Regions from separate parts of the Homo sapiens genome. Here region 1 is linked to region 2. Evidence: chromatin loops called from intact Hi-C (ENCODE). Cell type or tissue: PC-9. All regions are shown on one strand. Links, peaks and the distances in the headings refer to the core of each region. The heading gives the core; the rest is flanking DNA.

Evidence for each region. Hi-C counts contacts between places; a loop is a spot of excess contacts. Peaks named below come from ENCODE experiments on the same cell type or tissue, not always from the same donor. Only the 100,000 strongest peaks of a DNase experiment are listed, where the experiment ranks them.
Region 1: it touches region 2 in a loop (6-fold over the local background); 28 of 110 quality-filtered maps call a loop at or near these places.

What each region holds. Positions count from the first base shown.
Region 1 is chr22:39,166,407-39,181,997 of GRCh38, reverse strand. No RefSeq gene overlaps it. Among named protein-coding and RNA genes, the nearest start is that of CBX7, 22 kb to the right of the region's middle. RefSeq lists enhancers at 5,520-5,814, 7,813-8,482, 9,495-10,300. In PC-9, for the core only: a CTCF peak has its summit at 6,746; DNase peaks (open chromatin) are centred at 6,187 and 7,127; H3K4me3 peaks cover 582 bases; H3K27ac peaks cover 2,500 bases.
Region 2 is chr22:39,283,768-39,299,358 of GRCh38, reverse strand. LOC124905119 (a long non-coding RNA gene) reads right to left here and starts at 6,478. Exons shown (of 2, transcript XR_007068104.1): 1 at 6,355-6,478; 2 at 3,548-5,556. RefSeq lists enhancers at 1,441-1,735, 1,358-2,021, 2,022-2,687, 3,989-4,849 and a silencer at 1,441-1,735. In PC-9, for the core only: no CTCF peak of the experiment used is centred there; DNase peaks (open chromatin) are centred at 5,478, 6,508 and 7,188; H3K4me3 peaks cover 274 bases; H3K27ac peaks cover 2,382 bases.

The sequences.
Region 1 (15,591 bases), core at 5,785-8,284, 120 kb after region 2:
TGGTTGGGCTTCCTCACAGCATGGAGGCTCAAGGCGCCAGCCTGAGCACTCCATATGGCAGAAGCTTTGATAACCTAGCCTCAAAAGTGATGCATTGTCACTTCCGCTGCAGTCCATTGGTAGCACAGTGAGTCGCAAGCCTGCTTAGGTTCTAGGGGAGGCGAAATTAGACTCTACCTCTTGGTGGAGGAGCGAAAGGTTCTAGAATAACTTGTGGGGCGGGAGATGTTGTTGCAGCCATCTTGGAAAATGCAATCTGCCAGAGTGTTGCTGGGCAATGCCGCTGCATTTCCTGGGTCTACACGCACCGCTCCAAGAGGGCTCTTCCACACCTTCTCCTTACCCCTCAGACCTCCAGGGCCTTGCTGCCTTTTCACTGAGAAAGCAGAAGGGGTCCTGGGGAACCTCCCTGTGCTCACTGTGCACCCCTGCACCCACTGACGCTGCCTCCTGCTGCCACTGTGATGGAGGGCCTGTGTGTCAAGGCGGGTGGACCTATCCCTCCCGCCATGCACACCCCTCTCCTCCTCCCGCAGTGTCCGCTCTTCAGGATCATTCCCCAGGGGAGAATGCTCATTCTTCTTTCTTCTTAAAAAGAACAGCAACCACTGGCTGGGCACAGTGGCTCCAGCCTGTAATCCCAGCACTTTGGGAAGTGGGTGGATCTCCTGAAGTTTCAGGAGTTAGAGACCAGCCTGGCCAACACGGCAAAACCTCGTCTCTACAAAAATACAAAAAATTAGCCAGGCATCATGGCTGGCCCTTGTAATCCCAGTTACTCAGGAGGCTGAGGCAGGAGAATTGCTTGAATCTGGCAAGTGAAGGTTGCAGTGAGCCGAGATTACGCCACTGCACTCCAGCCTGGGCGACAGAGTGAGACTCCGTTTCAAAACAAACAAACAACAACAAAAACCAGCAACCACTAAAAACTGAACCGAAGCAAAAAGAAAACCCTCTCCCTTCACCTCTCCCCTCAAGCTGTCTGCTCCCAGCTCAGCCCTAACATGTGCAGGGCTCGGGCCCAGAGCACAGATGGAGGCCTGCACGCTCTGAGGCTAAATATCAAGATGTTATAAATACGTGAACAAACTGTTAAATCAAGTATGCTTTCTTCCTACTCGCTAAGTAGATCTTCTCAATGAGGGCTGGATTTAGAATTCTCCGGCTCCTGGGACCTGGCTTTTTGGGGAGAGCCAGCCTTGGCCTTGGCCTCGCTCCACAGCACCCCCCTTCTTTTCTGGCCCCCAGCTCTCATCCACACCTTGAATGGCCTGGAGCGCTGGTGCGTGAGCACCCAGACCAAGCTCTGCCCATCACCCTTACCCCCGCAGCAAACAGCCACCTCTTGGTCACCCTTGAGAGGGGCAGCCATCAGGGACAAGGGTGGGGCCCTCGAATCTCTGAGGGGAGAGTTCTTTCTCCTTGCCATTTTTTTTTTTCTTCGAGATGGATTTTCACTCTTGTCTCCCAGGCTGGAGTGCAATGGCGCGATCTCAGCTCACGGCAACCTCCGTCTCCTGGGTTCAAGCGATTCTCCTGCCTCAGCCTCCCCAGTAGCTGGGATTATAGGCATGTGCCACCATGCTCGGATAACTTTTTTGTATTTTTAGTAGAGATGGGGTTTTACCATGTTGGCCAGGCTGGTCTTGAACTTCAGACCTCAGGCGATCCACCTGCCTCGGCCACCCAAAGTGCTGGAATTATAGGCGTGAGCCACCGCGCCCGGCCCTCCTTGCCTTTTAATGTCCTCTCTCCTGTTCTTTTCGCAAGTCTCCTCCCCGTCAGGCTGTCACCTATGGCTCTGTGGGAGCCTCATTTGTGGCTGTTCCATCTGCTGCCTGCAGGCACCTCGGCTGAGGCCCCACCCTCCTGGGCCTCCCTCCTCCCCGATGCTGTTTCTCAGGCTCCCCTGCCGGCCCCCCTCATCTCTAAACGTTGGCGGGGGGTGCCAGGGCTCAATCCTTGGAGCTACTCTTTGTCTACACCCTTCCCCAGGGTGGTCTCATCCGGCTCTAGGGGCTGATCCCCACCCACGAGCCAGTGACGCCCGATGAGTGTCCCCAGCTGGCCCCTGCCTGCTCAGCTTTGCCGGGTGGAAGTCTCGGATTTATCACCGGGCATCACCACCTCGACCTGTCCAGCCTCAGTGCCTGTCTTCCCTGCTCCATCCCACCCCAAACCTGCCATCCCCAGCTGGCCCCATCAGTTTCAGTAGCTCTGTCCTTCCAAGTGCTAGGGCCCAAACCTTGGAATAGGCCTTGACCTTCTCTTTCCTTTACCACCACCCTTCATCAGATAGGCCGTACTGCTGTTGGCTCCGCCTTCTGTTCCTCGCCCTCACCAGGGCTGCTGGCCCAGCCTAGCCCCACCAGCTCCCCTCCTACAGGCTGCTTAAGCCTAAGTCAGATCATGTGTTTCTCTGCTCAGACCCTCCCCGGCTCCTGCTCCGGTCCTCACTCAGAGCCGCAGCTCAGGTGCTTACAAAGGCCTGCAAGGACCTATGGGATTTCACCCTGACTCTGTCTGCTTGGGCCCCCTCTGCTGACAGCCCTCCTCCTGCAGAGCCCAGCCTCAGTGGGCTCACTCCCTCACTTCCTTCAGTCTGTGAGGCCCTCCCTGGTCACCCCACATCAAGCTACCCCCACCTCTGGACCCTGCCCCATCCTTCCGCACAGCACCAACTTCTATTCCCTTTACTCATTGGTTGCTTTCCTGCCCATTTCCCTGCATTTGAATGGAAGCTGCACAGTGCCTAGCGTGTGGATGGTATTCAAGAAGTAGTTGTTGAATTGAATAAATGAATGAGTGAATGAATGGCTGACCATTCCCTGTGTTCTTTCCTGAGGAATGCCCACTTGGCTAAGAATCTCTCTCCACCCGGCACTCCAGACTTGTAGCGAGTTGAAGCTAGCCTATCTTCCCCACGCTATACTTAAACTGAGCTCGTGCAACCAGCGGACCCTCCAACCACCACCGGCCATATTTCCCACCAGGACCACATCCCCTGTCCCCAGCCTCTGTGTGAGCCGTCACCTCCTCCCTGAAGGCCTCCTGATTCATCCATGTCTCCCTCTCTCCGGTGCCCTCCTGAGGGGGCCTCATGACTGGTGACTCTCCCACCCTCCTGATGGACGGTTAACTCGCCAAGGGCTCCGTCTCCTTCATTTCTGTAACCCCGGCACTCAGCAGAGCCTCTGCACACAGCAGGCGCCCACTCAGTGTTTGCTAACTGGAGTTGAACATTTGCCTTAGTTTTATGTTTAGTCTTTTCTGTTGGCCTTATTTTATTTATTTATTTATTTATTTTTGAGACAGGGTCTCACTATGTTGCCCAGGCTGGTCTCAAACTGTCAGGCTCAAGTGATCCTCTTGCCTCAGCCTCCTGAGGAACTGGGATTACAGGTGTGAGCCACCATGCCCAGTGAGTTTATTTTATTTTAGTCATGTTCATTTGTTTTCTAGTTCATCTTTAGTTTGATTTTTACAACATTTATTCTCCTTTTTCTGATTACAAAACGAACGTGCTCATTGCCAAAAACATTGAAAATACACCGTAAATACACAGGAAATAGGAAATTACTCATGATTTGGCTGCGCAGAGATCACTGTGATTAGCATTTGGTGGGTCACTTTGACTTCTTCTCATTGTGCACTTTCCCTTTTAGTAAATCTTACACTGGGACCATTTCTTATGTCCTCACTCTTCTTCAAAGGCCTCGTATTTGATGGCTGCATAATATTCCATTTCGTCATTTTATCATTATTTAATCAAGCGTGCCACACACAGATGATCGTGACACCCCCTGTGCCCATCCTCCTCCACAGACACAACCCCTGGCCACCCCCGCATCTGTAAACACACCCGGCCGTGCCGCAGTGGCCCCTAAGCCTCACAATTGAGGTGATTTCCCAGAGGAGGCTGAACAATGCCCTGGACATGTGGACCCAGCAGGGTGGGGTTCCAGCCTTTTCCTCCTACTGTCCCTCAGACAGACAGAGAGACAGACAGATGGCCAGCCAGCCAGACAGGCAGACAGGACAGGCGGGTGGGACAGGCGGGTGGGACAGGCAGGCGGGACAGGCAGGCAGGAGGCACCAGGGGAAGGCGGAGGCAATAGCGTTGGGGGTGTCTGGCCTTTTGGGGGGGTCAAGTGGTAGGGAGATGGGGTCCTTGGGAGCAGGGCCCTGGCCTGGATGGGAGCTGAACTCTGCAGGGTGAGCCCTAGAGAAGAGCAGGTAACAGGGAGGGACTTCCTCTGCTTAATCCTCTCAAGGGCAGGCAGAAGGAGGTGACTGATGGTCTCAGAACCAAACAGTTGAATTTCAGAATCCTGGGACCACAGAGGACTGATGAGGCTGGCCCCAGGGACCACATCCTCTAACCCTGTGATGATCAAGTGGAGGTGCAGAGGCCCAGGGACTTCTCAGGCCTCCTGACTCCAGCAAAGAGCTGCTCCTGCCTCTCGCTGTGGCCTGGACCAGGTTGCTCTGGTCCCTGTGCCCAGAGCCACCGTGAGCTGTTGAAGTGGGAAATGGGGCCTGCAGTGCAGATGGAGCTGGAGTTCCCAGGACTGGGCAGGGGCTTGGGGTGGTCCTCGAGCCAGCAGGAGAGGGGAGGGAGAGGGTGGGAGGCTAGAGACTGGCAGCCCAGATGCATCCATCCCACTGCAGCCCCTCCTGCCTGTCCCCTCCCGGCCCTGGAAGACCCCTCCAGGCTCCCCAAGGGCAGAGGGCAGCATGGGGAGCGGGCTTGGTCTCCTGCAGAGTGGAGGTCTCTGAAGCCTCCAGCTCCCAGCTTCTCCCCAGACTGCTCTGGGCCTGAAACTAGGGGGCGTTTGCAGAAAAACATGGAAAAGAATTACCCTAGTTTCTGGTGGTTTTGCAGAACAGCAAGTCCCCGGATTCCCGGGTCAGCTTGACCGAGCTAGCTGTGGGATCTTGGACAAGGACCCCTTTCCTCCTAGGACCCCAAAGGCACTCCCAGGGTGAGGGCTCCAGAGCCTGACCGCCCCCAGGCCCTCCCCTCTGAATGTTCGAATCCTGCATACCATGGCTGCGTGGCGGTGGGAACCACTATATCCCACCAGGCCCGGCCCAGTGCGGAGAAGGGATGGGCTCCTGCCCTTAGCCAGAGGCACAGGCTCTGCAGAGAGGCAGTGATGATGCCATAGAGCGTGACAAGGGCAGCAATGCTGGGGTTGCCCAAGGAAGGGATCAAAGTCTCCCATCTTGCAGACAGAGATACTGAGTCCCAGAGAGGGGAAGTGGCTGTCTGGGCACTGGAGACTAGAACCCAGGAGTCTTCTACCTCTCCCCTCTTCCGGCTCTGACCCCGAGAGCTTCCCTGGGGAACGGTAGGTGGGCTAGGGAGCCCCATAAGGTAGAACTGAAAGCAGAAACTCCTCCCCTGTTAACTGACTCCTCCCAGAGCCCCCGAATCTCTGCTTCCAGGGTTGGGGTTCATTTGCTTCTGCGATAGTCTGGGATGGGTGGGACTGGCACAAGATGGGTCCTCTATCACCCCAAGTCCAAGGGGCGCCCCAAGCGGGGTGCTGCTGTGCCGTGTCGGGCCAGCATGGCAGTAGGCCAGGGCCCCCGGCAGCGCCGAGGCAGCTGGACAGGGCGGCCGCCAAGAATGCCAGGAATGCGGAGCCGCCGTGTCCTTCCCGCTCCTCTTCCTCCCCCCCGCCAGCCCAGAACAGGATATTCCCTGTCCAGGGAAACCCAAGTCCGGTCCCTTTATGGGAAAACCATGGGGCATCTGGTGGGCACTGTTCCTGCACTGGGACGGGTGTTCAGCATAGGGGAGCCCTCAGAGACGGGGGCATTGGGTGCTGCTGCGGAGGATGCAGGGGTCTGTGGGGGCTGGCTCTGTGTGGGTTCAGCACATATGAGGGCCTACTATGCGCTAAGGGCTTCATGTGAATTAACTCACTCAGTCTCACATCAACCCTGGGAGCTTCTGCTTTGCAGATCAGGAAACTGAGGCTCACAGAGGCTAAGGAGCTTGACCGAAGGCCCTAGCTAGCAAGCCGCAAAGCCAGTCAGACTCTGATACCCAGACTCTCAGCCATAGGCCAGGTGGCCCCAACTCAACTGTGGCCATGGGGGCATGGCCTGTGCCCTCACATGGCACCTGTGGGGGAAGGGCACGTTGTTCCCAGCTGGTCAGTTTCAAAGGTGGCAAAGGTTTGTCTTAGAGATGCAGAGTCCGGCCCTGCCCCCGGGGCTGTTCTTGCAGATCTCAGCACCATGGAATCCCAGAGTTTGATCAGGATACAGACCATTGGCACCAGGAGGGGCTCCTCTGGACCCTCCCTAATGAGCAGGGGAGGCCGTCACTCTGGAGGTTCAGGGATAAGAGGTGGGGCTCTGAGAAAGCTGAAGGGGGGACACAGGGTAGGGGAGAGAGCGGGGCTAGCTGCACCAACTCCAGCCCTGGGATCCTAGAGGTGCCGCGCCCCGCCCTGGGCTGCACGCCCATCACCTCCCTTCGAGGCCAGCCCACCTCGGCCCTTTGGTTTGGCTACAGGTCTGGGGCATTACCCTAGCAGGGTCAGGTGCAGGCAGAGACGTGGAGACCCTAGCCTTGGATCAGGCCTTGGGCGGGTGGAGAACGGAGAAAATGCAGAGGCACGGGCTGTGCTGCCACCCTCGCAACCCCCGAAACCAGCCCAAAGTGATTGGAGACCAAGGGACCATCTGCACGAGAAATTCTCCCCATTTAGAAATAGGGGAAACTGAGGCACAGGGAGGCCATGTGGCTTGCTCAGAGTCATAGAGCTGTCACGCTGTCACCTAGTGGAGATGTGATTGGAATCCTGGGCTTTCTGTCTCTGGCCCCCACCTGGGGGCCCCTCACGGTTCCTCTCTTCTCCCCTGCTTCCCTAGCCCCCCAAGTCTGGCTGGTTCTATTCCAGTGTGTTGTCCTGTAAGGGCTTCGGGTCCCCCGGGGGGCCAGGGTCAGGTAAACAGGATCCCAGCCGCATTCCCTGACCTTGTTTACCTCCCAAAAGAATGTGAGGGCATTCTTCCCCTTCCCGGGCTGTGAGTCAGCTCCCAGCAATGCGCCGGCTGGCTGCTGGCTGCCCTTCCCCCATGCAACCCCCTCCAGACCCCTGCCCCTTGCCTTCTCACCCGGTGACGTCACTGATGTCACCCCTCCCCATACCCCCATGGAGCCCACCAGGCCTCCAGTTGCCATGGCGACGGCTCACAACAGGAAGCACAGCCCCATCGAGGCCTGCGCTGGGGCAGAAACACAGGAAGCCGCGCTAAGCACTGAGCAGCATTGTCAGCCCCGTAAAAAACAAAACAGGACAAAAAGATTTAATGAGAACAATCAGCCCAAAGAAAAAGGAAAAAAAAAAAAGACCAAAAAAACAAACAAAGCCAAACAGCCTGAAGGCAGGGGGCTGGCAGGGCTCCAAGGACCCCACGTTTTCCCTCCCAACACAATGTAGGCTCAATAATACTTCCTTCTCAGAAGGAGGCTCCCGGGGGTGAGCAGCGGCTGCAGCAGCTCCAAAACTACCCTTGGCTACCCTTGGTAACCCCAACGCAGGTCCAGCTCTATGCCCTCTACTGAAGGCTTTGGGGGACTGGATAGGCTAGTCCTGCCCCCACCTCCCCAAGTATTACCCCTCCTAAGTCCTGCTAGGGGACGTATTCAGTTCAGTGGAAGAAAGAGCACAGGCTCCTGGGTCACCCAGATGGAAAATCTACTCCTGGCCCAGCCGCTGCCTGATGATTGTGAGATTCTGTGTGGGTGGCGATCTCTCTTGCACCTCACTTTCCTCATTGGTTTTGCACCTCACTTTCCTCATTGGTTTTGTAACCATCACTGTCATCAGCATCCGCCTTCACACCTCACAGAGGTGTTGCAAAGCTCAGGCGAGCTGGCACATCAACTAGCACCCAGTAGGTGCTCAATGCGTGCAGAAGGAACTCACAGAGGATGAATGAATGGGGCAGAAATTCCGTGGAGGCAGCTAGCTCAGCTCTGAACTAACTATCAGAGATGGACAAGATGCCCCAGGGGGTATGGGGCTCCCCATCGCTAGACGGGGCAGGCTTGTGAAGGCTTGGTGGGACCTTGTGGAAGGGACTGAGCCCTGGAACAGGGAGGGTGTAGGGGAGGAGCAAAGCTCCCTCCCTCCAGCAGAAGGCTCTGGCCCAGTGGTCCTGTCTGGATAATCCCATTTAGTCTGGTATCTGGTTGATGCCTGCACCGTGACTATGGGAAGAGACCCCACAGTGTCAGTGGGGCAGTTAGTGGTGGGGGGACCCCTGGCTCTTTCTCCATTGCCTGGAGAGAGTAGGGTCCCAGGGCAGAGGAGGCCACCATTCTAGTCCATTTAGGAATGTGACGGATAAGAATGATCCCCGTGGGACAGTGGCAGAGCTGGACTCTGATCACACGGGCAGGTCAGGCCATCCCCTGTCATGTGGATCGGTCCAGCACCTGCTGTTAGCCCAGTGGTTCCTGCCAATGATTGGTGATAGAGCTGGCCTTGCAGGGCCCGGTTGGGGAGTGGGGAACGGGATGCTTAGGCGAGGAGGCTGACTGAGGTTCAGAGCCTGGCTCCAGGTGGTCAGAGAGGCCACCTGGGGGAAATGGGCCAGAAAATGCGGACGGGACTTTGTTGGGTAAGGACAAAAATGGTAGCTGTTCCACTCAAGGGCATAGCAGGAGCACAGGCGTGGCAGTGAGAAAGCCCAGGGTGTTCTGGCCACGGGACCCAGATCTGCACACCTGTAGTCAAAGTTGGTGTCACAAGATAGAGAGATCCCATGGAAAAGAGGCTGGAACCAGATCACAGAGGGTCTTCAGTGTCACTGCCAGGAGTCGGGAGCTGACACCCTAGGCACCGGGGAACTGCTGGGGGCTTTTGACCAGGGTAGTGATATGTGCAGCCGGGTAATTTAGGGTGACGCCTCCGTGTGGATTAGGAGTGGAGGATGCACCAGGAAACAGCATAGGATGGGAGGTCAGAATCTGGGGTCTGCTGAATTGGCTTCTTTTCTTTTGAACTTAATAATAATGAGACATAATAGGTGTTCAATCAGGCCGGGCACAGTGGCTCACGCTTGTAATCGCAGCACTTTGGGAGGCCGAAGCAGGCAGATCACCTGAGGTCAGGAGTTTGAGACCAGCCTGACCAAGGTGGTGAAACCCCATCTCTAGTTAAAAAAAAAAAAAAAAAAGTACAAAATTAGCCAGGCGTGGTAGCACACGCCTGTAATCCCAGCTACTTGGGAGGCTGAGGCAAGAGAATTGCTTGGACTCAGGAGGCGGAGTTTGCAGTGAGCTGAGGTCACACCGCTGCACTCCAGCCTGGGCAACAAGAGTGAAACTCCATCTGAAAAAAAAAAAAAAAAAGGTGTTCAATCAATATTTATAGAATGAATGAATGGCAACCACCTTATACTGTGATATTTATTTTGCATACGTTGTCTTGTCAATTCTCACTACAAGCCTAAAAAATAGGCCTCATTCTTCCTGGTTTTACAAATGAGAAAATGGAGGTTCAGAGAGGTTGAGGGACCTGCTCCAGGCTGCACAGCATGCTGTGGTGGAGCAAGATTCCAGCACAGCTGAACCCACCCACCATCTCCCACTGCAGAGTCCACCCCAGCGCTGGGCTCTGTGCTGAACCCACCCACCATCTCCCACTGCAGAGTCCACCCCAGCGCTGGGCTCTGTGCTGAACCCATCCACCATCTCCCACTGCAGAGTCCACCCCAGTGCGGGGCTCTGTGCCAGGCCTGGGGGACACACAGATAACTGAACTCCAACCATGTGCCTGAGTAGCCCCCAGATTAGAGGCCTCAGTTTTCCCAGCTGTGGACTGAGGGCTGGTGGAGGAGTGCTCAGGGAGGGGGCTGCCCAGGGCCCAGCTGGGGGAAGACAACACTGAGACATGGGAGGAAGGGAAGGGTGCCCTGAGAAGAGGCAGGATAACTGTGGGGCGCTTGCAGGAAAGGAGCAGAGGCCAGGGCTTGCTAAGGGGATGAGGGGAGAAGCAGACGTGCTGAGAGGCAGGAGCAGGTGGTCAGAGGCTGGGAGGAAATGGATCTCGGCCGCAGCCCTGGGTCCCAAACACAGGCAGACGGGGGATGGTGCGAGGGGGCTGCACCTGGGGCCTCAGGTGGGACCCGGAAAAGACATGCCTGCCCACACCTCCTCCTGCCCCTCTATCCTCCATCCGGCGCCGCTCGCGCACCTGCCCCTCCGGCCCCCATCCGGCCCGGGGGTGGGAGGAATGAGGACCTCTTCCAATCCCTGGTGGAAATCCTCTCGGGGGCTGTTGAAAGGGGCTGTAGGAAGGGTTGTAGTCTGTGGGTGGCTTGGGTCTGGAGCAAGGGAGGAGAGGGGAGCTGGGCAGAACAGGGAGGCTCCTGGGAAAAGCCCACGGGAGGGGGGCCGGGGCTCCTTGGACAGGAAGGGACAAGGGGTTTCCACGATGGCGGAGGAAGGCGTGCTGGCCTCGGAGCCACCAGGCAGAAGCCCTCATTTTGGTTCTGCTCCACACAAGGGGTGGATCCTCAGCAAGCGATTCCCCTCTCTGGGCCTCAGTTTCCTCATCTGTAACAGGAGGGGATCTGACCGCAGGGAGGGGCAGCAGGCAAGCCCAGTGCTTAAGAGTGTGGGTCTGTTTGGGACTGGACTGTCTGGGCTCGATCCTGGCTCCGGTGGCCGCGCAGACAGGCCCCATGGTGAGCGTCTTCAGAAAACAGGATGTGACCCAGCCTGCAGGTGTGCAAATGTCTAGCTCCATCACCCGATAGCTGCTTTGCAAGACGCTCAGCCTTCTCTTCCATTTTCCCGTGACACACCCATCATCCACAGCCCTCCTCCCTGTACTGTGGAGGGTGCTGATGGTGGACGCTCAGGCAAGGAAAGCAGATGGGGCATGTCCCCTCGAGGACCTGCTGTGGGTCCTGCAGGCTCTGCCTCTGGCTTCCCTGGGGCCCCATCCACCCAACACCGAGCGCTGGGCAGCCGGACGCCGGGAATCTGGCGCCACCTGGTGGGCAGAGAGAATCCTGCTGTCCTCCAGGGCTCTGGACGGGAACTGGGCACCAGGCGTCCTGTAGCCATCCCTCTCTGTTTTTTATTCAACCGGGGCTGACCTTTTTAAGAGTTTAAATTTAATTTTTTGGTCAGGCGTGGTGGCTCACGCCTGTAATCCCAGCACTTTGGGAGGCCGAGGCAGGTGGATCACCTGATGTCAGGAGTTTGAGACCAGCCTGACCAACATGATGAAACCCCGTCTCTACTAAAAATACAAAAATTAGCCAGGCATGTTGATGCGCACGTGTAATCCCAGCTCTACTAGGGAGGCTGAGGCAGGAGAATCGATTGAATCTGGGGGGCAGAGGTTGCAGTGAGCTGAGATCACACCACTACACTCCAGCCTGGGCAACAAGGTGAAACTCCGTCTAAAAATAAATAAAATAAAATGTTAAATTTATTTTTTTTAGGGATGGAGTCTTGCTATGTTGCCCTGGCTGGTCTTGAACTAGGCTCAAGCAATCCTCCCGCCTATAGCTGGGTCCACAAGGGCACCTCTGTAACAGCTTTCCCCACTCCCGCTGCGTAACCCCATCTTCTGCCATCTCCCTGTGGCTTGCTGAAGGCTAGCCCCTCACTGGGCCTTTATCTACTCAAACACAGGACCCCTATTGTGTGCATGGCCCCAGGCAGAGCACCAGGCTGGTGATTGAATCAGGCAGTTCCCTGTCCCTCCCAGAGGAGCTCTCAGGCTGCTGGGGGAAACTCACAGACCACAGCAGGACCAGGGCTGTGGCTAAGGGGAGCCCAGAAGTTTTGGTGGGGGCAGGCAGAGGGGTAGCCAGGGCAGGCTGTGGAGGAGAAGCTGATCAGGCTTCGTTTTGAAAGCTGGAAGCAATAGTAATAGTGGAAGCATTTAGTAAGCAGAGAGCAGGTGTGGAGGTGTGCCATTGCAGAACAGCCCTGAGCTGAGAGCCACCGAGGGGTCGTTCTAGGGAGTGACATGGTCAGTCCACTGCCAGTGCGAGATGGTGGAGGTGGCTGAAGTGAGAGGTGCTGGTGGCTACGTCTTGGAGGGTGGTTGGTGGTTGCTATAGAGACTGGGAGAAGGGGATGGTGAGAGGTGGAGGGAGGTGAGCCAGAGGAGGCCCTGGAACACTCCTTGGGTACCTGGCTTGGCTGGCTCAGTTCACCTGGACAGGTACTGGAAAAAGGGGAGGAGGAGGGGGAGGAAGAAGTGACTTGGGAGAAGAAGAGGGCAGGGCGCTCAGGTCTGGGTATGTTCAGTTTGAGAGGTCGTGGGACCTCCAAGAGGAGCCATCCTGGGGGCAGTTGCAGCGGGATGTGTGATGTAATTAGGGAATAACTCGCAGTACCTGGTGACCTGTGAATTAGGGGGAAAAGTCTAGAATGTTCCCTTGAGATAGCCTAAGACGGTGCTTCTCACAAATAAATGTGCAGGTGAGTCCCCTGGGGGTCCTGCTACACTGCAGGTTCTGACTCAGTGGGTGTGGGGTGGATCCTGGGAATCTGCATTTCTGACAAGCTCTCGAGTGAGGTTGATGCTGCAGGTCTCAGACCACACTTTGAGGACAGAAGGTCTAAGACACTTAGAGGATGGTGGCAGTTGTCCTTGACATCAGGAACCCACATAGAGGTGGAGGTGGGTCTGAGAGTTTGGGTTTTTACAAGCTCTACAGATAATTTTGATGCCTGAGCAGGTAACGCGAGCCAGACATGGGTACAGACATACTGGGGGTGGGAAGGGGTGGCTGCATAATTTGTGGGGTCCCATGCAGAATGAAAACATGGAGCCCTTTGTTCAACAATTGTTATGAATTTCAAGACAGCAGAGCATTAAGCCACATGCCTGGCCCTTTGAGGAGGGAAGTCCTGTGTGACTGACTGACCACCTGCCCATGAAGGTGGTCCTCCTGGGGCGGGGGTTTGAGGCAGGAAGGTGAGGGGCTTCTCCTCTGATGACGTCTGTTTCCCCTCTGAAAGGAGAAGCCTCAGCTCAGTGGAGGGCACTATGCTTTCCCAGACTGGGGCATCCAAACTGACCTTCTACCTGCCCCATACCCCAGTTAATTCACCACATCTTTTCTCTCTCTCTAATCTGATTACCTCTCTCCATTCTCCTGCAGGGCCATAGTCTAGGCCATGCTCTTGTCTTTGCTGGGCCATGCAGAGGCTTCCTGAGTAGCCCACCCACCTCAGTCCTGTTTCCCTCCAGCGAAGGTCCACAGGCAGTTGCAGAGGCCCCCCGACTGCCTTCCCTTAGAGATTATATTCAGGGCCTCTTTTTTTGGTATTTACACATCAAAATTATACCTGTGTAATGTATATATATGTATTTTCTTATTATATGGATACACACGTCATTATACATGCATATAATTTATATTTATAATGTGTACATATACACACATATCATATAGTTCTGCAAGATTCTTTTTTTTTTTTTGAGACAGGATCACGCTCTGTCACCCAGGCTGTAGTGCAGTGGTGTGATCTCAGCTCACTGCAACCTCCACCTCCTGGGTTCAAGTGATTCGCCTGCCTCAGCCTCCTGAGTAGCTGGGATTACAGGTGCATGCCACCCCACCCGGCTAATTTTTAGTAGAGATGGGGTTTCACCATGTTGGTCAAGCTGGTCTCAAACTCCTGACCTCATGATCTGCCGCCCTCAGCTTCCCAAAGTGCTGAGATTACAGGCATGAGCCACCGCGCCTGGCCCTCTGCAAGGTTCATTGAGAAAAATAATATTCCCCACCCTGTTTTACCTCTTTCCAGAGGCAACCATTTCAGTTCCTTTAGCTGGTTCTTTTGTGTAAACCACGAAAACTGCATGCTATGGGCCACTTCTGGATCTTTTGGTGTTTAACATTACCTATTGATGGCTACTATAGAGTGGGAGGGTATGGCTCTCCTCTGCTCCTCCTTTCCCTCCATTCTCCCAGCATAATAATATTGTCCTTTTGGTTATAGCAATATCCAGTATTATATCATTAAGATTATGTCAGTTTGCTTCATAGCTGAGCCACATGGTATACTATGACTACTTTCACTTCTCAAAATTAACTGTATTTTTTCTGGGCTTTCTATTTGTCTTTTATTTTGCTTCATTTTATTTTATTTATTTTGAGACAGGGTCTCACTCTGTCACCAAGGCTGGAGCGCAGTAATGTGATCACAGCTCACTGCACCCTCAACCCCATGAGCTCAAGCCATCCTCCCACCTCAGCCTTCTGAGTAGCTGGGACTACAGGCACATACCACCACACCCAGCTAATTTTTGATATTTTGTAGAGACTAGGTCTCACTATGTTGCCCAGGCTGGTCTTGAACTCCTGTATACAGCAAGTCTTCCTCCTGCCTCAGCCTCCCAAAGTGCTGGGATTACAGGTGTGAGCCACTGTACCTGGCCTGCTTCATTTTTTAAAATGTGCTTATTACTAGTTTGATCGCAGACATCCTGCCAATTACCTAAGCCATCTCAATGCTTTTGGGCCCATCAGCTATTCCGTCAATTTCATCTTCCTGAAGGCAGCTCTCCCAGTGCCTCCTAAGTTGCTGTGGTTTGAACCGACTCTCCTCTGCACCCAGGCTATACCCGTTGTTCTGGAAATCTCCTTCAGTTCTCTCCTTTCCCCCTGGCTCTCATGACTTCTTTTTGTTGTTGTTGTTGCTTTGTTTTGTTTTTTTGAGACAGAGTCTCACTCTGTCACCCAGGCTGGAGTGCAGTGGCATGATCTTGGCTCACTGCAACCTTCATCTCCTGGATTGAATAAATTCTGTTGCCTCAGCCTCCCAAGTAGCTGAAATTACAGGTGCCTACCACCATGCCCGGCTAATTTTTGTATTTTTAGTAGAGACAGGGTTTTGCCATGTTGGCCAAGCTGGTCTCGAACTCCTGACCTCAGGTGATCCACCCACCTCAGCCTCCCAAAGTGCTGGGATTACAGGCATGAGCCACCACGCCCAGCCTCCCATGACTTCTTATTTGTTTTACTCCATCTTTTTGGTGGCAAAAATCCTGCAGTATCTTCCTGAGAAAGAGTGCATGGGCAATAAAATTTGGGAGACTTTGCGTGTCTGAAATGTTTTTGTGTCCCTCCTCATACTTCTTTGGTAGTTTGGTTAGGTATAGAATCCTAAGTTGAAATGATGTTTTTCCAGGAATGTGAAGGGATTCCTCTATCGTCCTCCTACTTCTACTGTCTCTATTGAGCAGTCTGAAGTCATTCTGGGTCATCATTTTTGTATATGACCCATTGGTTGTTTTTTTTTTTTTTTTTTTAACAGAATCTTGCATTGTCACCCAGGCTGGAGTGCAGTGACGTGATCTCGGCTCACTGCAACCTCCATCTCCTGGGTTAAAGCGATTCTCCTGCCTCAGCCTCCTGAGTAGCTGGGATTACAGGTGCATGACACCATGCCTGGCTAATTTTTCTATTTTTAGTAGAGAGGGGATTTCACCATGTCGGTCAGGCTGGTCTTGAACTCCTGACCTCGTGATCTGCCCACCTCAGCCTCCCAAAGTGCTGGGATTACAGGTGTGAGCCACTGCA
Region 2 (15,591 bases), core at 5,430-7,929:
GGCTCGGAGGCCTCAGCTCATGGTTTCCATCTGGTTCCAGGCTGATGGGGAGGCACCATCACAGCCCAGGTCAGGAAGGTGAGACACTCATACCAAACACTTAGAAAACAGGGCCAGAGGCCGGGCGCGGTGGCTCACGCCTGTAAACCCAGCACTTTGGGAGGCCGAGGCGGATGGATCACCTGAGGTCAGGAGTTCGAGACCAGCCTGGCCAACATGGTGAAACCCTGTGTCTACTAAAAATACAAAGAATTAGCCCGGCGTGGTGGCGGGTGCCTGTAATCCCAGCTACTCAGGAGGCTGAGGCAGAAGAATCGCTTGAACCCAGGAGGCGGAGGTTGCAGTGAGCCAAGATTACGCCATTGCACTCCAGCCTGGGCAATAAGAGCGAAACTCCATCTCAAAAAAAAAAAAAAAGCCAGAGCACCCGACTCGGTGGCTGAAAAAGTCTTAAGGGGCAAAGGGGCCTGTGAAGGTTTCCTGGCGGAGGCCCTGGAAGTGAGCCTCAGTGGAGCCAATAAGAGACCTCCTCAGCCTGCTGAGTGACTTCAGGCAAACCACTGCCCTCTCTGGTCTCAGCTCCCACCTGCCCTGGCAGGGACTCACCTGGCCCCACCCCTGTGTCTCTCTTGGGCTCTGACATTCCACGATCACAGATGGGCAAGAATGGAATCCGCCAGAGGCAGATTCAGATTCTTGATTTAGACGGAGAATCTGCCTCGGTCTCCCCCCTGCACTGTGTTGGGGGTCAGGCAGGGAGGACAATCGCGTTTGATTGTCAAAGACCTTGCAAGCCTCAGGGGCCAGCTGCCAAGGAGTGTTTTCCATTCCTGGGAGGGTGGGCCCTTCCTGCCAGGAGAAAATTCCAAACTCCCGCCAGGAAGGAGAGAGCTCCTGCCACCCCCGGTGACCACACACCCGCCGCCCAAACCCTGTGGCATCAACTGCGTTTTTTCTCTTCGTTTCCCCTCTCTTGGCCAAGGTGGAGGGAGCCTCCCTGGGCCTGGAGGAGAGGCCCTCAGCGCCTCCAGTTTGCTCAGAGGTGCCCTCTCTCTTCCCCTGTCCCTTCCTGCCTTCTCTGTTCCAGGCGCAGGCTCACAAGGTACAGGCCTTGTGAATGGCCCCCAACCAAAGCGCCTTGCTCTGCTCCTGGGTGTCTGTTAGTCTGGGTGGTGTGAAGAACATGGGGCTTCTATCCTCTGGGACAATGGGATTGTTACTTGAGAATTAAGAGCCCTCGCTCCTGAAATTAGAAGTCCTAGTTTCCATGGTCTGATCTTCGTTTGTAAGATACGCATTCCTGAAATTATTTAGTTCTACGAATTCTTGGGACTAGAATGGAAAATATCCCAGTAGTCGATGGTCCCGGAATTTTCTGGTTGTAAGAATGTGTTGTTCTAGGATTCTCTAGTTCAAAGGCACTGTGGTTCTGGAAGTCTGGATCCAGCTGTCCAGAGTTCAGATACCACACTGTGGGCCGAGGGCGCCGTAAGAGCTGGTGGGGCCCAGGGAGGAGCTGGGAAAGGGGTGGTGGCCGGGTGGCAGTGTGGCACAGGGCAGGCCAGGTGTGCCGGTGTGGGTGTTGGCGGCAGCTCCAGCGCTGACAGCTGGGGAGGGACTGCTGCCTGAGCCCATCGCACCTGGCCCTGACCCAGGAAGGGGAGGGGGCAGGGACAGGAAGAGGACTCAGAAGAGGCCTGGCTGAGAGCCTCCCGGGAGCTCTGCCCTCCCCTGCCCTCCCCTGCCCTCCCCTGAGACTCCTCTCCTGTTGCCCCACTGAACTCCCAGTGGCAGAACGTGCTGGGGCTGCCTTGGGCAAGTGGGGCGTCCAGGCCCTGCAGCCAGGGGCAGGGCCTCCTCCTGGTCTGACTGAGAGCTGGGGTAGCCCAGGACTCCCCACAGCCAGTCTGGGGCTCTTTCCATGGGTCTCCTGTTAATCGGCCCTCAGACGCCCCCGCTTCATCCCTGAATGTTTGGTCTCTGGTCACAGCCAACCCTCTCCCCATGCACTACTGGCCGCTTCAGGTCTTTGGCCTGGGAGGAGTCAGGAGCTCAGAGTTTGCTGTCAGGAGGCCTCAGTCTTCCCATCTGGGTGCTGGGAGTGGTGGGCCATCAGGCCGGCCCTCCCGCCCTGTCTCCACGCTGACTTCTTCCCTTGTCCTGCGGTAGGCTTCCCGTGCCCTCCTGGCTCCTGCGAGGAGGGGCTCCCTGCCCTTCCCCAGCCCTGCCTGGCGGGCTCCCAGCGGGCCCGTGGGAGCTGGAATTTGGAGCAGTCCCTGGCGTGTGTGCGCTGCCTCCCGCCTGCCTGCCGGGGCACCTCCTCTGACTCGGGGCCAGGAATTCCTCCCGCCTGTTCCCCACCAGCCCCAAGGGAAGGGGTTGCTGTGGGAAGGACCAAGCACATGCTGGAAGTCTGGACTGAGGGAGAGTTGGGGAGGGAGCCCCGGCCTGGGGCTGGCAGAACAGGCTGGGGTGGGCTGGGGGAGAACGGGGGATGGGTTCTGACCATGCCCCCAACACTTCTTTTCCTTGCATGGGCACAGATGATAGATAACAAGTTTAGAGTCCTGTGCCCTCCTATGGACTCATTCGCTCAAGTATTTACTGAGCATCTACTATATGCCAGGCACTGCCCTAGGTGCTGGAGAGACATCATGAGTGGGACAGAGAGAAGTCCTGCCCACACCACACAGGGCTTCCAGTCTAGCGTGAGGACAGACACAATCTGGAAGATTAGCGCAGAGAGGTTTGTGCAAAGACACAAATCCAGTGGGTGCTGGGTCAGCGAGTGGCTGGGCTGCTTCTACAGGGAGATGGGGGGTTGGGGAGATCTGGAGGGTCTCTTGGAGGAGCTGTCTTAGCGGAGGCTTGCGTAATGAGAGGCCAAGGAGAAGGGGAGAGGCTGGAACTGGCCTGGAGGAAGACAGATCAGCCAGGACCCCCTGTAGCTGCGGGATGGGAGAGGGCAGGACTTTGAAGCCAGGCGCAGCATCTTTGTTTTATTGTTTTGTGTCATTTATTCTTTTTTTTTTTTGAGGCGGAGTCTCGCTCTGTCGCCCAGGCTGGAGGGCAGTGGCGTGATCTCGGCTCACTGCAAGCTCTGCCTCCCAGGTTCACGCCATTCTCCTGCCTCAGCCTCCTGAGTAGCTGGGACTACAGGCACACGCCACCACGCCCGGCTAATTTTTTGTATTTTTAGTAGAGATGGGGTTTCACCATGTTAGCCAGGATGGTCTCGAACGCCTGACCTCAGGTGATCTGCCTGTCTTGGGCTCCCAAAGTGCTAGGATTACAGGCGTGAGCCACCACGCCCTTCCAGTTAATGTTTAACAACTGGCTCTCTGGGCAGGGTGGGGGCTGGCTTAGATCCCTAACTTGCCACATTTGCCAATTTCTGTGGTGTAAACATACCCACCACGGGTAAGTTCAAGTTAGAAACCTGAAGTCCCTGCATTGGGGTTGGGGAGAGGGGCACGTCTCCCAGCACAGATCCACAGATGTAAATAACCTCAAAAACATAGATACGTAGGAGAATGTGGTCAAGTAATTGGGGGGTGATGAGTTTTGAATGTTTATTGAAATTGTAAGTTTTTTTTTGTTGTTGTTCTTTTGTTTTTTTTGAGACAGAGTCTTGCCCTGTCACCCAGGCTGGAATGCAGTGGTGCGATATCAGCTCACTGCAACCTCTGCCTTCCAGGTTCAAGTGATTCTCCTGCCTCAGCCTCCTGAGTTGCTGTGATTACAAGTGTGCGCCACCACGCCTGGCTAGTTTTTTCTTTTTTCTTTTTTTTTTTTGTATTTTTAGTAGAGACTGGGTTCCACCATGTTGGCCAGGCTGGTCTTGAACTCCTGACCTCAAGTGATCCACCTGCCTCGGCCTCCCAAAGTGCTGGGATTACAGGCGTGAGCCACCATGCCTGGCCCTGAACTGTAAGTTTAAATACTTTGACGTCTAATTATGGCTGTGTTTTGAAGCCAGTTTGCAAAATTCCTGAAAATGCAGCAGTTGCTGAGGCGCCAGCTCCTGGGCCTGGTGAGGAGATAGGACTGTGGGAGGAGCGTGTTGGGGAGGAAGATGAGTTCTGAGTTGTGCTCCCTCCCCCTCCACCAGCCTGACTCCCTGAGGGCATGGACCATCCTCACAGCCTCAGGGGCCCCTTCTGAACACAGCCCCTGCCTTCTTCCACTTTCCCATCTCTTCCACCACCCCAGCCCAGCAGTGCGGGAGCAGAGTGGCCCTTGGCTGGGCGAGACAGAACTTGGAGGGTAGACAGAACACTGTTGGGAGGGAGGAGGCCTGGGCCCCTCTCCTGCATCCGCCCCTCACTTGCCGTGTAATCCTGGGATAGTCATGACCTGCCTCAGGCCTCAGTTCCTCTACCTGTAAAATGAGGCACTTGGACAGGAGGTGATGGGCTGCCTTCCCCACCCTGATGGCCTCTCGCTCTGGTTTCCAAGGCGTGTGAGGCCCAGCCATCTTCTAGAGGCCATTGGCCGCTGATGGGGGTTGGCCCCGAACTACCCACTTGGCCCCCGCCTCAGCTTGCCTGGTCCTCCAGCTGTATGCCCTGCGCATTCTGGCTTGCTAATGATGTCACTGCTGGGGAGACAGTGACTTCAGGTGGGGGTTACCCTGCCCCAGGCTCCTGTGACTCAGCGCCAGGCCTGCTTCCTCCGGGGAGCCTTCATGGGTTGCTCTTCTATTCTGAACACCTCCCAGCTCACCCAGACCCTCACGATAGGCTATGTCCTGATTTGGGTGTGAGCCCAGCCTCCCCATGCCAACCTGGCACACCCAGAAGGCAGTGCAGGGGTGTCCAGTGCGGAGCGAGGAGTCCTGGCCCAAACCTACCAGCCGAGTGACTTTGGGCCAGTCATTCTCCCTTGCTAAGCCTCAACTCTGCTTCTGAAATAGGGGTCTGTTTCCAAACCAGTCCTTCAAGCACCTCACAGCGGATAGGGGGGCAGAAGGCCTGACCTGTAGCATGTGGCTCTCAATTTTGCAGCAGCAAGAAACGATTCCATCAGTGGCACGGCCAGCTCAATAGTACTCAAATTCCACGGCTTGAAATGCTGTCGATGAGCTGACGTTGCCTGACTTTCACCTCCAACCCCAGTCCTGGGCCCAGCTGGTCCGCCACACCTCCCAGAACTCTGGATCCCCGCAGCTGTCACCAGCCCCACTGTCTACCTGCTGCTTAAGGTAAAAGCCCACTGGTCACCCTGGCTACAGGCAGCAGCAGGGGCGGAGCTCATGCCGAGTGCAGAAAGCCCACGCCTGCAAAAAATCACACGCTGGTCTCACTGACAGGAAGGTCCAGACCGGGTGGGCTCCTGGTGACGGGAGAGTGGTTACCCTTGGGGGCAGGGGTGGGTACTGACCAGAAGGAGAGCCAGGGCAGCTTCTCGGGGCTGGAAATATTCTCTGTCTTGATCTTGGAGCCGGTTTTACTGGTATGTTGAGTTGAAATAATCTTATCATCAGTCTTGATTCTTCCCTCATCTACTTCATACAGCAAAACAGATAAAAATCCCAGCTCTCATACACCTTCCATTCTAGTGGGGGTGATGGGAGGGCAGACATTAAACATGAAAAGCAAGTAAATAAGTGGGAAACCAGATCATGGGAAGAGCCAGAATAAGGGTGCAGGGTCAGGGGGAGATGCGTACTGCATGCGGGGGTGGGCGTGGAGTTGCTATTTTTATAGGGTGGTCTTGTTTGAACAGGGCCCTGAAGGAAGCGAGGGAGAAGCCCTGAGGCTCCCTGGGGAAGGGTGTCAGCAGTGGGAGGGAACAGCGCCTGCAAAACCTCTTAGCCGGGAAGTTCAGTAGAGTGACTCTCTACTGATGGGCATGGAAGTGGGTTAGAACCAGCCCCATGAGCGCTAAGGAGAGATGGAAACCAGGGGTAGGGAGTGGGAAGGAAGGGGGGCTTGATATTTTAGACTCAGCGGCTCCCTGTTTTTTTTTTTTTTTTTTTTTTTTTGAGATGGAGTCTCGCTCTGTCGCCAGGCTGGAGTGCAGTGGCGCGATCTCGGCTCACTGCAACCTCCTCCTCCACGGTTCAAGCAATTCTTCTGCCTCAGCCTCCCGAGTAGCTGGGACTATAGGCGCACGCCACCATGCTGGGCTAATTTTTATATTTGTAGTAGAGATGAGGTTTCACCATATTGGCCAGGCTGGTCTTGAACTCCTGACCTCGTGATCCACCCGCCTCAGCCTCCCAAAGTGTTGGGATTAAATGCGTGAGCCACCGAGCCCGCCGACCCCCTGGTTTTATCACCTGGGGAGTGCATATTATCTGACCCATCTGCCTGAAGTCAGGCTGTCCTGACTCCTCACCCTGTATCTCACCTGTATCCTAGCCCGGTGCCTCGTCTAGGGCTTGGATCCACATGCTGGGTGAATGAGCAAACAAAGGCCTACCCGGCTTCAGCAAACCAGCCCGCCTTTGTGGAGCAGGGCCCTTCCCCTCAAGGCTTTGTTTGGACACCACTTTCTCCCCTGGACACTCCCACAGTCCCTCCCACCCCAGCAGGCTCTGCCCTGTACTGTTCCCTGCAGGAGGTGGAAAGCGCGTGGGCCGGGCTGGATCTCGGCTCACTGGCTTCCTCGCTGGGTGGCCTTGGCAAACTCCTCCCCGCCCTGAGTCAGCTTCCTGGTCCTGTGTGATATTGGGGAAATTCACACCCAGCAGGGCTGCTGGGCCCCGTGAGGGAGGCAGGGTTGTAGGGGCCGGCACAGGGCCTGGCCCACAGCAGGTGCTCAGGAGGCAGGGTCTAAGCTGTTGAGCCAGGGTGCCCCGCAGCCCAGGGGTGTAGGGTTGGGAGGAGGAAGGGTTCTTAGGGAAGAGTAATTCACTGGGGGTCCAGGGATTTGGATTTGGATTTGGCCTGTGTGACTTGGGGCAAGTCACTTCCCTCCTCTAATCCTTCCTTGGTTCCAAGAAAAATGGCAGGTGCCCTTCAGGGCTGGGGACCAGGAGAGGGGTGCTTGGGCTTGTGGAGCCCCACCCGGGAAAGGGAGGCGTGGGGATGTGGCAGAGGCCGGGGGCGGCGGCAGCTCAAAGTGTCTGGGCAGACAATGGGCACTGTGTGCGGGGAGCGGGCGGGGCGGTGCGGGTGGCAGAGTGGCTCCCCGGCAGGAATGTGCCCGGGAATGTGCCCGTCTGGGAATGCACACGGCTCCCCTGTGGTGGGCTCCCTCGGCTGGCAGCCTGCCCACCCCGCCACACGGCAGCTCAGAGCCTGGAATGGCCCAGGGAGGCGCTGGCTGACCGAGCCTTCCTGGGTCCCCACCCCCTGCAAGCCTGAGCAACCTCTGTGGGGCCTTGGAAGAGTGATGGGGGCAGGCGTCGGTTCCCTGTGCCACCAACCGTCGGGGCCTCGTCTGTGTAAGGGGTCTCTGATCGCCCTGTAGGGTTTTCCTTGGATTAAAACATCTCTTGCTGCCCAATTCACCTCCTTCACTCTCCCTCTTTCTCTCCTCGTGGAATGGGGTCTTGGGCTGTCTTGCGCACCACTGTGTCCCCAGGGCCCAGGACGAAGCTTGGCCGTGGCTGTGCTCAGTAAGAGGTGGCTGTGAAGCCATTTTCATCAGGCCCCTCCCCGCGGGCTGTGCCCTGAACTGGGCTCTCTGGGCAGTGGGGTTGGCCAGGGGGAGGCGCTGCAGACAGGGGGGCCATGGGGAGAAGTGGGGTGACCCCTGCTCCCTCCTCATCCCAGCCGGCCCCTACAGCTGTAGCTCCTGTCTCTCAGCCCTCTTTCTGCCTCCAGCTCTCACTGGCTGTCAGAGCCCTCGGCTCCGGGTTGGAAATAGCTCCTGCCATTAGCACAGCTTGGATCTAGTCCCCTCAGCCAGGTCTCTAAGATCTTTTCCTTGCATACCCCTTGTCTGTTTCCTGCTGGGACACTGATTTTGTCCTCCCAGCCACCAGGCCAGGCAGCTGTCACCAGCTCCTTTGACAGATGAGAAAACTGAGGCCCAGAGAGGGGGCGTGAAGGGGTCCAGAGAGGGGGCGTGAAGGGGTCCAAGCCTCAAGGCTGGGGAAGGTCAGATTTGAGCCTGTGTCCCTGTTCCTCCAGTGTCTGGGGCCTTGGGTCCTGGGCAACACCATTTGTCGCCTTTCTGATGAGCACAGTGATGAAGCTTTGGCTGCTCAGGTGGGTGCCCCGCAGATCATACAAATGATCACAGTGTTCCCTGACTCCCTCTCCAGCCAAGCCCTGGGCCCTGCGCCAACACTGTGTTCGAGGTGTCTCCTTCACTCTTCTCCGTGGTGGGGCCACGAGGAAGGCGCTGGGCGGGCCTGGGGCCTGCTCCTCTGAGGCCTGCAGTTGGGGCCGACGGCATTGAGCCAAGGGCTGGGAGCCTCTGAGGTCATGCTCCATCCACACCGGCGGCTGCCTCTGTCCTGCAGCCAGGGGAGCAGACAGCTGGGGAACTCCCAGGCCGGTGAGACCAGAGGCCAGGACAGCCTCAGGAGGTGGCCCCGGCCGCTGGATGACTTCACGGGTCTTTCCCGCCCTGAGTCACAGGGGCTCACTGACCCCTTGGGCACCTTTGGAGGGAGGGGCGATGGCCGGCTCAGCTGGGTGGGCTGGTGGGAGGTGGGGCTGGGCTCTGTTACCTAACAGTGGAGGAGCAGCTGGGGAAAGGAGCAGGGTCATGGCTCCCTGCCCGTGGTGTTGCCTCTGAGGTGCTGTGTGAGGGCAGGCATCTTCGCCCCTCTCTGGGCCTCGGGACCATATCACCCCTTCTGGGGGTATTGGTTCATCTTGAATCCCTCCCCCTTCCAGCTCAGGCCTGCTGGAATGGGCTGCCCCAGAGCGAAGGGAGGAATAGTCTCTGTCTCCTCCCCACCCGCACTCCACACAGGTGTGAATCAGCCCAGGTGAGGAAGCTGACTCACCTTCCCCACCTGGCCCTGGAGAAAGGGACCCTTTCCCTTGCCTGGGGGTTAGAATGAACTTGACTATTATTCTCAGAGGAGAGTGGCTCTGACACGAGGGGGCACAACGCGAAGACTTGGGGTGTCGAGTCTCTGGGAGGAAGTCCTGAGCACCTACTGTGCGCTGAGCTCGTGGACAGTGTGGACGTCCTCTCTTCCCATCTGCAACCACCTGCTGTGAGTGCCCTCCTCTGAAACGAGGTTCAGAGTGGGCAGTGACTCGCCTAAGGCCACACAGCCCAGCCAGTGCCTGTGGAGGGAAGCCCAACTGCGGCTGGTTCTTGCTCCTGGAACTTTCTGGCCCCATCTTATACGCCTCAAGCCCCTCACTGTGAGCTCAGAACCCCCCTCCTTGGGGACCAGGAGAGGCTGGGGATGGTGGGCAGACAGGAAGGAAGGGGTGGGGGTGCAGAGCCAGCCTCCATACCCCCTAACTCATATCACAGAGTCCAGGGGTCGACAGGGACAGGGAAAGCTCCCCTTCCGTGCCCCTATCATGAGTTAAGCCATTCTCCCACCGTCCTGCTGTTAATCTTTAAACGGCCCAATGATTAATTAATTACCCAAGACCCACAGGGACTCGGTTGAGTGCCCCTGGTATCTGCGACCAGGGCACCCTCTCTGCAGTACCCCGGTCTCCCAGCCCCTGATGAGAGCAAGGAGAAACACAGACGAGGCCCGCCAAACTCACAGACACAGGCAAGGATGCGACTGTCACCGGTCCAGCAAACCCTGCTCTGTCCTGGGCCCTGGGCCACAGCACAGCCTGCAGGAGACAGGCAAGGCACGGTCAGGAAAGAAGACAGAACCCCAGAGGCCAGGCGGGGCTAGGAGGGCTCCTCCCAGCCCCAGTGGACCCTGCCGCGGCACACTGGGGGGTCTGGTGTCTCTGTGTCCTTGGGGCACTGGCGGGGGGATCTGAGCCCAGTGTCTGCTGACTGGTTCTGACCCCCTCTGCCCCTCTGCCAGTCTGAGTCTCAGTTTCCCTCATCTGTGCACAGGGCTGGTCATTTCCCGCTCTCCTCTCAGGGTGAGCTGGGGAGAATGAAGAGCCACTCTGGCAGAGGCACTGGGGCTGCCCTAACAGGTGTGGAGGAGGCTGGGGAGGTTCTTGCTGAGCAGCAGTGGGACAGGCCACATGGTTCCTAATTCAGGAGGTGACCCTGGCCAAGCCCTTTCTTCTCTGTCAGCCTCGGTTTCCCTATTGATAAAAAAAGGGGTTGGAGACCCAGTGTGGTGGCTCATGCCTGTAATCCCAGCACTTTGAGAGGCCGAGGTAGGTGGATCACTTGAGGTCAGGAGTTTGAGACCAGCCTGGCCAACATGGTGAAACCCCGTCTCTACTAAAAGTACAAAAATTAGCCGGGCGTCGTGGCGGGCGCCTGTAATCCCAGCTACTCAGGAGGCTGAGGCAGGAGGATCACTTGATTCCAGGAGGCAGAGGTTGCAGTGAGACGAGATTGTGCCACTGCATTCCAGCCTGGACAACAGAGCAAGCCTCTGTCTCAAAAACAAAACAAAACCCCAAAATGAGGGGTTGGGATCTGTGACTGCCCAGGACCCTTGAGGAGCCTGTCATGGGCAAGTGGGCCGCTGGTACCAGGCAGAGCTCCCAGTCCACTGTCCCCCACTCCCTAGCCCTGCCATGCTCCAAGGTGCCCAGCTCCTACCCGGAGCAAGTGCTGGGCTGGGAACGTCGGCCATCACCTCGCCATTGACTCAGGGAGGCTCACCATCTGGAGGCCTGAGGATGCCACAGCAACTTCCAGCCTGGTCAGCAGGGCAGGTATCAGAGGCGTCCACCCTGCCATGCTGACGATTTCCACCTCATTGCCGAGGGGCCCCCTGGGCCTCCCAGAAAACTGGAGTCATTGACCCTGGGAGGCAGAGGATCTTTGAAGACAACTTGTCTTCTGGGATTTTAGAACTTTTTGAAAGTTAAAATGAGGTCAGACACAGTGACTCATGCCTGTAATCCCAGCACTTTGGGAGGCTGAGGTGGGAGGATCGCTTGAGGCCAGGAGTTCCAGACTAGAATGGGCAACATAGTGAGACCCTGTCTCTAAAATAATTTTAAAAATTAGCCAAGCGTGGTGGTGCATACCTGAAATCCTAGCTACTTGGGAGGCTGAAGAGGGAGGATCGCTTGAGCCCAGGAGTTTGAGACCAGCCTGGGCAACAGAGTGAGACTCCATCACTACAAAAAATAAATTAAAGAAAATTAGCCGAGTGTGGTGGCGAATGTCTATAGTTTCAGCTACTCAGCAGGGCTGCGGTGGGAGGATCATTTGAACCCAGGAGGCCAAGGCTGCAGTGAGCCATGACTGTGCCACTGCACTCCAGCCTGGGTAACAGACACCCTGTCTCAAAAAAAAAAAAAAAAAAAATTAACCCATTTATGCCTTAAGTTGCAATTTTTAAAACTTTTGCAATCAGACCTTGGCAATGACCTTGAGAAGGAGGACAGAAATAATTCCCAATAATGGAACACTAGGCATAAATGAAATGATACACAAATAATACACAGGTCCAGAAACACACCCTCCTTGCAGCAGGACCAAATGATGGAGAAGACACATTGGCCTTCCACATTGTTGTGGGTTGAAAAGGATCTCCCCAAAATTCATGTCTATTCTGCACCTCAGAACGTGACCTTATTTGGAATAAGGATTTTTGCAGATGTAATTAGAGTATGGATCTCAGAATGAGGTCACCCTGGGTTGGGGTGGATCCTAAATCCAGTTAGAGTGTTCTTACAAGAGAAAGGGATGGGAGATTTGCAAACAGAGACTCAGGAGAGGAAAGGGCCCTGTGAAGTCAGAGGCAGGGATTGAACAGTGCGGTCACAGGCCAAGGAACCCGGGAGTCCCCAGAAGCTGAAAGATTGCCCCCTGGAGCTGTGGAGGCAGCATGGCCCTGTAGACACCTTGATTTTGGACTTCTAGCCTCCAGAGCTATGAGAATAAATGCCTGTTATTTCCACCACCAAGTGTATGGTAATTTATTACAGGAAACCAGTAGACACCTGCCCCACGGCCCTGCTCCGTCTGCAGCTCCTCCCTCCAGGGTTCCTCTCTGCTCTCCACACATGACTGTGGCATGCTGAATGCAGAAGTTTTGTTTTGAAATGTGGTGTTTTGAATGCAGAAGTTTTGTCTGTTGAATGCAGAAGTTTCATAGGCACATACCAGACGCGGTGTTCCGTAAACGTTCCATAAATTGCTCTGGCCATTGGTGCAGATGGGGGCAGCTCCCAGTTTTCCTTGGTTACACAAGAAGCCACTGTGAACACTTTTGCCTTGTCTCTTCTGCACATGCTTGATGACTTCTGGAGGCTGGAAGATTCCTTAGAAGGAGAATTGCTGGGTCAAAGGGTAAGCCCGTTTGCAATTTGACTGATGCTGTCAAATAGAGTCAAAACAGAAACTCAGAATCTTAAGAAGGAGAGAAGGTTTGGTGCAGTGGCTCATGCCTGTAATCCTTGCACTTCGGGAGGCCAAGGTGCAAGGATCGCTTGAGCCCAGGAGTTTAAGGCCAGTCTGGGCAACACAGGGAGACCTCGTCTCTATAAAAAATACAAAAGTTAGCCAGGTGTGGTGGCGCATGCCTGTAGTCCCAGCTACTTGGGAGGCCGAGGTGGGAAGATCACTTGAGCTCAGGAGTTCACAGCTGCAGTGAGCCATGGTTGCACCACTGCTATTCAGCCTTGGTGACACAGTGAGACCCTATCTCAAAATAAATAAATAAATAAGAAAAAGAGAAGCAGGGAAACAGACTTTTGGATTTTACAGCATGGGACACTTCCAACCCCAGAATTATAAAACTTCAGGAGAGGGGACCTCAGGAGAACATCTATTCTGGGGTCTCACTTCAGGACCCAGGAGTGACATCTTCCAAGCCCTGTCTGGGTTTCTGTTTCCCTGGAATGGGCTTGGAGAAAGCAGAGGAGATAGGACCCAGGAGCCTGGAACTCTGGGGCTCCAAGGGAGCTCTGGCAGGGGGTGAGTGAAATGCCTTCCCCACCTGGGCACCCAGCTCTTCTACCCAGAGGCTGCCCCTTTCCAGCCGAGGTGCCAGGCCAGCTGGGCCTCTGTAGCTGCACACAGTGGCCCCTCTGTGCTTGGCACACACACACAAAAATGTGAACAGAGCCTGTAATCCCAGCACTTTGGGAGGCCGAGGCAGGTGGATCCCTTGAGACCAGGAGTTCAAGACCAGCCTGGAGAACATGGTTAAACTCCGTCTCTACAAAAAATACGTGAAAAAAGAAATTAGCTGGGTGTGGTGGTGCATGTCTATGGTTCCAGCTACTGGGGAGGCTGAGGTAGGAGGATTGCTTGAGCTGGGGTGGTTGAGGCTGCCATGAGCCAAGATTGTGCCTCTGCCCTCCAGCTTGGGTGACAGAGTGAGACCATCTCAAAAAAAAAGAAAGAAGAAAGAAAGAAGAAGAAAGAAAGAGAGAGAGAGAAAAAAAGAAAGAAAGAAAGAAAAAAGGAAAGAAAAGGAAAAGAAAAGAAAAAAGCCAGGTACGGCAGCTCACGCCTGTAATTACAGCATTTTGGGAGGCCGAGGTGGGCAGATCACAAGGTCAGGAGTTCAAGACCAGCCTGGCCAACATAGTGAAATCCCATCTCTACTAAAAATACAAAAAAAAAAAAAAAAAAAAAAATTAGCCGGGTTTGGTGGTGGACACCTGTAATCCCAGCTACTGGGGAGGCTAAGGCAGGAGAATCACTTGAACCTGGAAGGCAGAGGTTGCAATGAGCCGAGATAGTGCCACTGCACTCCAGCTCGGACAACAGTGTGAGACTGTCTCAAAAAAAAAAAAAAAAAAAAAAAGAAAGAAAGAAAAAAATGTAAAGGAAATGAGCAGGGGTGGGTGGGGTGGTCTATGGTCTGCACTAGGCTGACTTGTGGCCCTGGCTGGAGTTCTGAGGTCTGGAACAGGGCAGGAGGCTCTGCATTAGATACTGGTCGCCTGCCTTGGAGTCCCCTCCATTCTTATTCTGGTGGTTTTAGAACATGCTCTTCCCCCAATTATTTGACACTCCTCTTCTTGAAAGATGGGAGTCTATGTCCTTTTTCCTTGAATCTGGGCTCCGTGGATGCTTGATCAATATGTTGCCAGTGAGGCTGTGTCAGTTTCTGGACCCAGGCCATAAAAAACTGCAACTTCTACTTCCCACCTCTTGGGACTCAGCCACCATGCTGTGAGGAAGCTCAACAGCCCCATGGAAAGGCCGGTGTGGGAAGGAACAGAGGACCCTCTACCCCTGCCAGCTGTCAGCCCCAGTAGAGCCAATGGGACCTCCAGCTCCCACTCAAGTTGCCCCAGCTGATGCCTCATAGAGCAGTGCTGTGCCTTCTTGCGGCATCTGGCTTGACTTGCAGATCTGTGAGAGAAACAAATGATTGCTCTTGTTTTAAGCCACTAAATTTTGGGATCATTTGCAGCATAGCAATGGATAACTGGAACACCCTCCATGACCAACAAAGTCGCCACCAGTGCCTGCAGGCTGGGTTAAGAACACGGGCTTTGGGATCAGACTCACCAGCCATATGTCAAGGCCCGTCTTTGCCTCAAGGGCTTCATCTGCACATGGTGACCGTAGTAGGACTCGCCTCATAAGGTTGTCATGAGGATGAAATGAGATGACACACATGGAGTCTGGTGCCGAGGAAGTGTGTGGTAAATAGGAGCGTGACAAGGGTTTACCGCCATGGTTGTTATTTCCCTAAGCAGAGAAAATTACTCAGTCTAGGCTGGGTTCATTCAAACAGGCATGTCCTTCCCTGCTTGCTCCTTCGAAGACCCCCTCCTCCAGGAAGCCTTCCCTGACCACCCTACACTGGGCCGCCACTCCTCTGTGCACCTCCAGCCCTCTGTGCTACACCTGAAAGAACAAGAGTCCCATTGTGCTCGTTGCCTGTTTACAGCTGCCAGAATGGGACATCCCTGAGGGCATCATTAGCAGAGCCAGCAAGGAATGGAATTCTCTAAAGCTGGCACTCGATGTGTGCACACATAGGCCGGGACCCGGGGCTGCTTATGTTGCTGAGTGACGCTCAGCCAGCTGGTGTCCCCGAAGTGTACACCTGGGTGGGCCTTATATGCAGGCCTCTGTGTATGTTGGCGTGCCTGTGGGAGGTGGGTGTGCACATGTTTGTACACATGTGAATAGCAGTTGGTGTGTCTGCGTAAAGGCAGGTGGAGTGAGCGTGTCTCTGTACACAGATGTAGGCACATGCTCATGTGCACACCACTGCACATTCACGCTCATGTGTATGCTCGTGCAGTTGTAGGAGTGTTCTTGTGCATGGGTGTGTCCACATGTGTGTGCCTTCATACTGGTGCGTGCCCTGTGTGCCAGGCTGGGCTGTATGGTAGGAATGTAGGGTACCAGCTGCTACATCTGGGGCCCACTCGGGAACTAAGAATAGCCCATGCCCAGCCCTGTCCCGCCGGGCAGGGGGCCGCGGGCAAGCTCCACGGGGGCACCCCAGCCAGGCTGTTGGCCTCATCCCTTCTTGGGCCGACGCGCTGCCTGCCCTGCCCTGCCCTGCCCTGCCTGGGGCTCCCATGAGCTCATGCACACCCTGCCCAACCAGGTCAGGGAGGGGGTTGGGAGGTCCAGAGTCGT